2 separate regions of the Homo sapiens genome follow, and region 2 is linked to region 1. The links are chromatin contacts, found by Hi-C in ENCODE. All regions are on one chromosome and are shown on one strand. Each heading gives the region's core, a stretch centred on a gene start or an enhancer-like site at or near the end of the contact. The rest is flanking DNA. Distances are from core to core; before and after follow the strand shown. Region 1 overlaps RAPGEF4 (Rap guanine nucleotide exchange factor 4). Region 2 overlaps RAPGEF4 (Rap guanine nucleotide exchange factor 4).

The links. Hi-C counts contacts between places; a loop is a spot of excess contacts on that map.
Region 2: a map of PC-9 shows a loop between it and region 1 (2.5-fold over the local background). The contact joins two enhancer-like sites. A Hi-C loop is called at or near these places in 1 of 168 maps with a recorded cell type or tissue (PC-9).

What each region holds. Positions count from the first base shown.
Region 1 is chr2:172,780,814-172,785,660 of GRCh38, reverse strand. All of the region lies in intron 1 of RAPGEF4 (Rap guanine nucleotide exchange factor 4), which reads right to left. Among named protein-coding and RNA genes, the nearest start is that of RAPGEF4-AS1, 47 kb to the right of the region's middle. Within about 2 kb of position 2,505, at least 4 of the 41 ENCODE cell types and tissues checked have a DNase peak (open chromatin) inside an H3K27ac peak, as active enhancers do; they include PC-9, where a contact is called at or near this core.
Region 2 is chr2:172,833,924-172,838,435 of GRCh38, reverse strand. The region is part of intron 4 of RAPGEF4 (Rap guanine nucleotide exchange factor 4); the gene reads right to left. Among named protein-coding and RNA genes, the nearest start is that of RAPGEF4-AS1, 100 kb to the right of the region's middle. Within about 2 kb of position 1,900, at least 4 of the 41 ENCODE cell types and tissues checked have a DNase peak (open chromatin) inside an H3K27ac peak, as active enhancers do; they include PC-9, where a contact is called at or near this core.

The sequences.
Region 1 (4,847 bases), core at 1,256-3,755:
TGTTTTTTAAATTTTCAGACGTCTTTGGAAAATCAGTAAATGTATTTCAAAACATTGAGTGTAATGTTCACTTAATATATATGCATTAGAATGACTTTAAGGTTCAGTTTGACTCTTTTTAACAGTAATTTAGCATTGCAAAGAGCTGCTCATCTCCTCCAGTGAAGAACTGTCAAATCTGAGATAATGCATGTGAGCTTTATCAATTATAAAAGGCTACAGAAGGTATTTCTAGTACCACCGTCGTCATCATCATTATTAGCCACCAAGACATTTTTTAAAAAGTATCTCAAGAAAGCAATAAGTAAAGTGCTTAAAAACATATACTAAAATTTTTCCATGCCTTTTAGAGGTTTTATGGATAGGTGTGCATTGTGTTTTTTCTCTATAACAACAGTTAAGATCTTAAATACTATGTACTCTACAATCTCAATCTTTTTATAACACTATTAGCTTTTCAAAGGGCCTTGACACTTACTGAAAATTTTGATCATTGCAGCCCTGTTAGATAAAACAGGTATTAAGAATTCCATTTTGGCTGGGAACAGTGGCTCACGCCTGTAATCCCAGCATTTTGGGAAGCCAAGGCGGGCAGATCACCTGAGGTCAAGAGTTCAAGACCAGCCTGACCAACATGGCAAAACCCCATCTCTACTAAAAATACAAAATTAGCCGGGTGTGGTGGCACATGCCTGTAATCCCAGCTACTCGGGAGGCTGAGGCAGGAGAAACACTTGAACCCGGGAGGTGGAGGTTGTGGTGAGCTGAGGTTGCACCATTGCACTCCAGCCTGGGCAACAAGAGCAAAACTCCGTCACAAAAAAAAAAAAAATAGAATCTCATTTTACACACATTTAGACACAGAAGTTAGGTGACTATTAGTATGCTAAAATCATGTATTTATAATGTCAGTGATGACATGGATATAGCAAAAGTCTTTGAAACTCAAGATGTTTACCACTTATGTTATTATTTTAATTATATGATTATTAACCACTTAGAATACTGAAATGTTTACTCTTTCCTAATTACAAGTTTTTCCAACAATGTCAACAAAATTCAGAAAGGTGTTGAAAATGCACTCAATCTGCAAGTATTTACTGAGTATGAAGACTATACTTTCAGGGATCTTTTTTTTTTTTTTTTTAAGAGTTTCGCTCTGTTGCCCAGGCTGGAGTGCAGTGGCACGATCTCGGCGCACTGCAAGCTCTGCTTCCTGGGTTCAAGCCATTCTCCTGCCTCAGCCTCCTGAGTAGCTGGGACTACAGGGGCCTGCCACCATGCCCGGCTAATTTTTTGTATTTTTAGTGGAGATGGGGTTTCAATGTGTTAGCCAAGATGGTCTCGATCTCCAGACCTCATGATCCGCCTGCCTCAGCTTCCCAAAGTGCTGGGATTACAGGCGTGAGCCACCGCTCCAGGCTCAGGAATCATTTCTATAGTTCGTTACTGAGTATCATCTGTATGACAGGCGAATAAAGTACTCGGGTGATATAAAGATCATGGTCCCTGCACACACAAAGTTAAAAATGGGTAAGAGAGATACAGAGATACGTACATCTACAGCAAGTATCAAGGTGAAATGTGGTAAGTAGCACAATGGAAATGGGAAAGAAGAGAATGGGAATCCAGGAGAGAAAGAGACTTCACGTACAGATGAAATTTCTAAAAAGACTTCATGAAGGCATTACTGTAAAATCTCCTTAAACTCAGTTTCTTCTCATTTCTTTTTTTATGACTACAGCACCAACATTGTTTGGTCATTTCATCCGAAAACTTTGGTGCATCACTGTGGCCCCTCTCCCTAGAGATCTGCTCTCCTAACTCCTCTCCCTGTGAGTTTCCTACTCACACACCCACTCCCACCACACACACACACACACACTCACACATACACACAAGCACATACACACACACAGATACCCATATACATACCCACATAAACATGCCTACAGAGATACATACATACACACACGCAAGCACCTCCTCAAGGCAATCAACTGCCCAAGTTCTCTCTCGGCTGAGGCTCTTGACTTTGTCAGTATTCAGGGTGACTCTCAGAAAAAAACCCCTTTGAAGGAGCCTGAGATCCCAGGGACCATTGCAGTTTTTCACTCACAGCTGAGATTGATCATCAGTCAGACAGGGCACACCAAGACCCCTGTGATCCTTTGGAAACATGGCCTGCACAGCCGCCACTAGGGAGCAGAGCACGTGGAGTCTGTGAATTCCTGGCATAATGCCTCCTTGTTTAGCAGTCATACCCGCTTGCTTTTATGTCTCTGTGAAAGAATGAAGAGGAAACTGCTCCCTCAAGATCCCAAATGAGATAAGAAAGTTGTGACTGGAGGTCACTGCAGACCACAATTTTGCCCTTAAGCAAAGCAATAAAAAGGTCCAAATACTTCCACCTCCCCGACCACTCTGTCCTCACTCTGTCCTCGGCCGATGGATGAATAAGATGCCACATCTGAGGCTCAGGGCTATTCAGAGAGTTGAAAAACCCCATCATTAGGCAGAGGGCCAGACCAGGCCTGCTAATATCTAAAGAATGTTTAGCCCTGCATTTGTAAGTGAAGAGAGAGAGGAAAATTTTTTGAACAGATCTACAGTGTTGCAATTTGTCTTGTTACAATTAAAATGCAATGTGAAATCGAAGTACAGCCTTGTCCAATTTTAACAGCCCCTTTTCAAAAACCTCTGACTGTTCCTGAGCATCTAACCTCAGTAGAGGATCATCAGGCTTGGCAAAGGCTCTCCACCACACACCCTCAGCCTCAGGTCACCAGACCCCAGCCAAACGGGGATGCTTATTGGATCCCAAACAGCACATAAAATAGAAGTCTACCATAATTGTCCCTCTGAAATACACTTGCCCTACTAGCATTAAGTTAAAAAATAATTTCATTTGGCTCCTTAAAATTTAGAACAACTTCTGGGATGACTCAGATAACCGAGGCTTCTTTAAAATGCTTTCCGGATGGGTTTCAACTGATGGCTTTTTTTCCTCTGTGTAATTTTCACCATAGTAAGCAAAGGCTCTCAAAAATCATTTCGTAGTACTTAGTGCTACACTCAAATTTGAGATGACTCTGTTAAAAAATTGCCACTGTTGCCCCTAAATAGTAGGAGAGCCCACGGAGGGCTTTGGGTTGAAAGAGTTAGAGAAGGGGACTCTCTTGAGTCAGGTCCTTCTGACAGTCTTCTCTTAGCTCTCTCTATTCCTGGGTAACTAGAGGGAGACCCTTCGAAGAGAAAGAACATGGAAAAAAGGAAGCACACTGAGCATGGCGGGAGGGGAAGCGACTAAGAACTTTACCTGGAACAGTGATTCTCTGCCTTTTATCCCTCCCAGCCCACCTAAGGCACAGCATGCACAGCCAGGACTAGCAACACATGGAACACATTTTTAACAGGGAAGGTTTGACAAAGACTTTCTCCAACTGAATCAGCTGGTTAGGAAGCTCTAGCTTTAAGAAAGAAGTAGTTTATGAGTTAATGATGAGTTTATGAGTTATTTATTAGTTATTTGTATATCTTATCCCAGCTATTCATGGAACACCCCTTGCATCTTGCCACCTCCCCAGGTGTTCACCAGTACCTGCTGCTGGTGCCCACCCTGGTGACAACTTGAAGAACCCACAGAATAAGTAGGTGAAGGTGTGAAGTCGGGGACTTGAATTTAGAGGAGTACAGCTGGCCCTCCATATCTGTGGGTTCTGCGTCTGAAGAATCAACCAACCACAAATTGAAAATATTTTGAATAAATAAATAAAAAACAATACAATACAAAATAGTACAAATTTTAAAACTACACTGTATAACAACTATTTGCATCCTGTTTACATTGTATTAAGTAATCTACAGAGGGTATGTGTAGGTTATATATTAGGTGTTGTATTAGGTTGTGTGTGTGTGTAGGTAGGTAGGTTATGTAACACAAATACTACACCATTTTATATCAGGGTCTCGAGCGTCTGCAGATTTTGGTATCCAAGCGGGGTCCTGGAACAAATCCTCCCATGGGTACCCCAGGACGACTGTACATAAATGCAGCATTGGAAATTTAAGAATGTTTATCAGAAGTCCTGTTGTTGGCATGGTGGCTCATACCTGTAATTCCAGTACTTTGGGAGGCCAAGGCAGGAAGATCGCTTGAGGCCAGGAGTTAGAGACCAGCCTGGCCAATAAAGCAAGACCTCATCTCTGCTAAAAATTAAAACTCCTAGGTTCAAATGATCCACCCTCCTTGGCCTCCCAAAGTGCTGGGATTACAGGTGTGAGTCACCACACCCTGCCCTCGTGAGCCACCATGCCTGGCCCTTCCCTGTCTTATTCTTCTGACTGAAGTGTCTGTTTCTGGCTTCTGGCTGGAGGCTACACTTCCCAGCCTGCCAGAAGGGCCACCTAGCAGGCTACAACTCTTTTTGAGAAGTAAAATTTTCCTTTCTAAATTTATGAATATTGTTATTCTTCAGTTGACACTTCCTTTGAATAAAGTCTGCCTTACCATCAATAACAAAAATTATTGTTAAATAACTTTTATTTAACAATACTATATTCAAATAGTACTAAAATACTGTTGAGTTTCAATGCACAATTGAGTGACAAGCCTTCTCATTTCTTCCCTAAGATGTCTTTGGTTGTTAGAAGAATGTACCCTATGAATGAATAGCCTCAATTTCAATAGATGTTATGAATATGAAAGAAGTGAAATGTTTTTAATGTGTAAAGATACACAGTAAATAGATGTAAATATAAATTCAGTGGAGGGCAATTTGATGGTGTATATCAAAATTACAATATTTTAATACAATAATTGCAGTTATAAGACTTCTGCAGATATT
Region 2 (4,512 bases), core at 651-3,150, 53 kb before region 1:
TCATTTTCTCTAAGTTAATCACTTTAGAACTAAACCTAATTGCAGGGATAACAAAGGCGGATTTCCCAGTGTGTTCTGGTGTGTGTGATCATGGTGGTATAATGGCCCATTACCATGACTCTGATCTTTCTATGAAGTGTACTGAAGTTAAAATGGGGAAGATATTTTTGAGGAGGATATTCTTTCACGTCATGATATCCACAGAGAAATAAACATGTTTCATTTTTTAGGATATCAAAGGGAAGACCCCCCAACAGGTCACTTCTTGTAGGAAATGATATGTAGCAATGTGAGAGACTAAAGTGAGAACAGTAGCCTTAGCCTTCTGGTACTCTTTTGCCTCAGCCTTCTGGTATTCTTCTGGTATTCTAAGAGGGTGCTCTTTTCCAAAGTATCTCTTGATTGTTCACCCCAGAGTCTCATAAGAAGCATGACCAACACAGTAGGCACTTCATGTTTGTTGGATTTAACTTAAGGTTGTAGATTTCCATTTTTTCCTAAGTGTTGGTGAGAATGGAATACTACACCATATTTGAGCTATTGTTCTCCAAGTGAATATAAGCATTTTTCTTGGCTGGGCAGAGTGGCTCACACCTGTGATCTCAGCACTTTGGGAGGCTAAGGTGGAAGGATCACTTGAGGATGGGAGTTTGAGACCAGCCTGAGCAACATAGTGAGATCCCATTACCACCAAAATAAATTTAGCCAGGCAAGGCGGTGCACACCTGTAGTCCCAGCTAATCAGGAGGCTGAGGTGGGATTGAACCCAGGAGTTCAAGACCACAGTGAGCTACAATTACCCCACTGCACTCCAGCCTGGGCAACAGAGTGAGATAATAGAAAAAGAATACCTTTCTATTATAACATACACTCCATTAAAGAAGGTTGAAACTGCATTTATTTGTTTATTTACTTGTTTATTGGTTTGTTTGGTTTGTTGGTTGGCTGGTTCGTCACTGATAATGCTTGATCATAGGATGGTAAGAGAGAAAAATGGTGTGGTACAAATCACAAGTTTTGAAGTCAGACAGAGCAAGTTTAAATCCTAACTCTTTCACTTTACTAGCCATACAACCCTGGGCAAGCTCCTTAATCTCTCCAAGTCTCCATTTTCTTACTTATAAAATGGGATAATCACCCCCACCGGCCAATGTTGTTAGGAGGATTAAATAAGACAATGTATATAAGATGGCTACTTAGCATAATGACAAGCCCATAGCAAGCATTAGTCATATAGCTATTTTTATGTTTATAATTGCCTCAAAAGCCCATAGTTAGGATTCAGCAAAATGTATACACACACACACCCAACATGGTTCTTGACATACACAGTAATAAATGGTAATGCTCATGTTCTGTAAGAACACAATTTAAAATGCAATATGAGCCATTCTCCTTACATACCTCAGGGAGCTTTCTCACATGACTGTGCTCCTGGCCACATTTCTATGTGCCATTATAGCACATACCTAGGTCTATCTCAGACATATATCAAACACTTCACAAATCTCTCACTCTGAATAAACTCTAACAATGTTTCTCAATTGCCAGAAATCACAAAAATAGAAATAATCATCAGAATTCAGATCTGCAATGAGAATTCTGGTAAACATGAGTACTTTGATGTGGCACTTTGGGTTGTTGAAAGCACTAAATGACTAGTGTTGAGGATGCTAGCCACGAGCTATTTCCAGCCCTCGTTGTATTTCCTGGCTTTACCTGGATGGGATGTGTGCTGAAAGCAGATTTGTTACACATGCCTTACAAATAATTATGGCCTGACTGGTCTCCTGTGTCACATCCTCAAGTCTCTTCTCATGACTCATCATTCAGCTGGAAAGCAGGAAGTGCTCCATTTGGGGGAGGAAGTCAAAAGGACGCCACACCTCAGGACAATACCCTTCTTACCTAAGCAGTGTTATTATTCTACCAGGCAACACCCAAACAGAGCGTGTTTAATCACATGGACAGAATGGGAGATCAGGGCTATGAGGTTGCTCTAGGATATCACAACTGAGACGTCACACACCACAGAGCTACAACGAAGTTGAGTTCTGGTGGTGCCAAAGGCATCACACCTTTAACCTCAAAGCACAGAGTCTTTGAGGCATTTGCTTCTTCTGGCATTTCTCCTGGAAATTGCCATAGACATGTGGAGGCAGAAGAGGGTGTGTTTTGCATGTATTTATGCAGGCATATGTGTCCATACATGAGAGATTTTTGGCATTCAAAGGAAGCTACCATGAAGATTTTGGCTGCCAAAATTGTTAGCTATTGTTTTTTCACTAATTTGCATCTAAAAAAATAAGCCTGAGATTATACCAAGATGTGACATCTTTTATGGAGTGGAAGGTATATTTCCATTTCAACAAGTTAGATTTACCTCACTTTTCACTTCTATTCAGAAAGTCTGGAGTAATTACAACTATCACCCTCATTCAAAGTCAGGAACAAAAAGCCAGAAAGAGATTGGAAGAATGATACTCAATCTCACCCTCTTTCCAGCCCTAGACCCACATTCTAATTTAGAAGCCTTAGAGGAATGGAATGCTCGCTAGTCTTAGTTCTTTCTGGATCTCAATCTTCCCTTGCCACTGAGAATTTGATTTCTGAATTGGAAATGTATACTGGTTAAGAGATTGTTGTTATTTGAAAATTGTATATTTTTTAGCAAGTCATAATCATATATTTAAGGTATGTATCAATAAGGATAAATAATTTTATTATCATAAGTATCAAGAACGTATTCTAATGATTTATATTCATAAAACATATTTAATATCAGGTTATATATTTCTAAAATTGTTATCATTTAATGAAATTCTTTCACTCAGTGTTTATTCATGTGCTAGGCATGCCACCACCACACAAGCTATATTTTATTATCTCACTTTACAGGTGAGAAAACTGAGGTACAAACTTCTGGTCCAGTATCACACTGCCAAAAAGCAGTAAAACCTCATTTTGATACCATGCCCATGTGCTTTCCACTGTAGAAACTGTCTCTTCTATTTATTAATGAGCATGCATATTGTTGGATATGTTTGCAGCTTGGTCAACAGTTTAGAAATAATGTTTTATAAAGATTTAAATCACTAACAACACACCAGTAATCCAATAGCCACTTATACACATCCTTTAATTGATCTGAACACAATTAGCAACTGCATATCTGTCCTCTAAGACACCAAAATGAATGTGGCATCTGTTTCACATATCAAAGCTGCTAGGTGACACCACTATGAGCACTCACAACTCACTTCTTCACGGTCTATTTACTCTTGCTTAGACGCATATCATTTCCCAACCTTTAGCAGAGAAAAGGCACCAGGAGCAGAGGAAAGAGAGCAGTTTGATCTCAGTGAGAAGGGACGGCTGGCAACTTAGAGCAACTCTGTAACGTACTGGTGTCAGCTAGTGGGGGGCAAAAACTCCTACATAGCTCAGAAGCCTCAGAGGGCGCCAGTCAACTGAAGTACGGAATAGGAGCATAAGCTGATAAGGATGACATTGCCATTATGCCACAGGAAAACAAAATGTAATATTTCACCTAAGAAAAAAATCAAAGAAAGAGAACAGAATTTAATAAAAAAATTCTTTCAAGACTATTTCGATGTTTAAAGGAGAAAGAATGTGTGTAGAAAAGAGATTTCCCTTTATTGAAACCCAATCTTTTGTAGAGGTTCTCATTTTTCAAAGTGGTTAAAAGTCATTTGTTTGGTTCAGATTTCTGATTTTTTCAGATTTTGGAATATTTGCAGAATGTTTACCCCTAATCTGAAAACCTGAAATCCCAAATGTTCCAATTAGAAGAAGAAGAAGAAGAAAAAAGCAGTTGCTTGGGATTTTATAAACAAATAAACAAATTTATTTACAATGGGATTATTTCTTGTTGAGAGAGGTTTCAGAGCATGCAGAAAAGTAGCTTTATCTTCCTGTTTACTAGCACCAGTCACCACAATTGTAGCATTATCTCCAAATCAAGTTTTATGAAGAGTAGTTCTCTTCCTCTGCCTTTATAATATGTACCCCATCTTGGACACTCCTTTCAATCTCTCTTCCCTGAGTTTTTTGAAGCTGCCTCTGCTATTTTCCACACATGATTATATCCCATTTTACTAGAACCACTGAAGGCCAATACATTGAGCACTGGGATGATAAGATTGAGGCACAAAAGTGGAATTACTTTGTTTTTGCATTCAGTGTTCTTTAGCTTCAACTCTACTAGAAACTCCAATTGAAAGTATCTGGTGTGTAAAGAGAAAGAGAGACCATGCAGCCAATGGCTAAGCCATTGATCCAGCCAAGAAAAACAGCACGTGATAGAATTTCAAAATGCCTTCTTCCTCTGAGTTTCCCCCAAATAGATAAGGATGAATAAGTGCTGGGAATTGCGTCTTGGAGCCAACAGATCCAAGAACTAACTAATTTGGAATTAGCTTCCTGAAGTAGCATCTCCCCAGTAGAAAAAGGATAAAAACATCAAACAGATAAATTAAAATAATTTCCAGG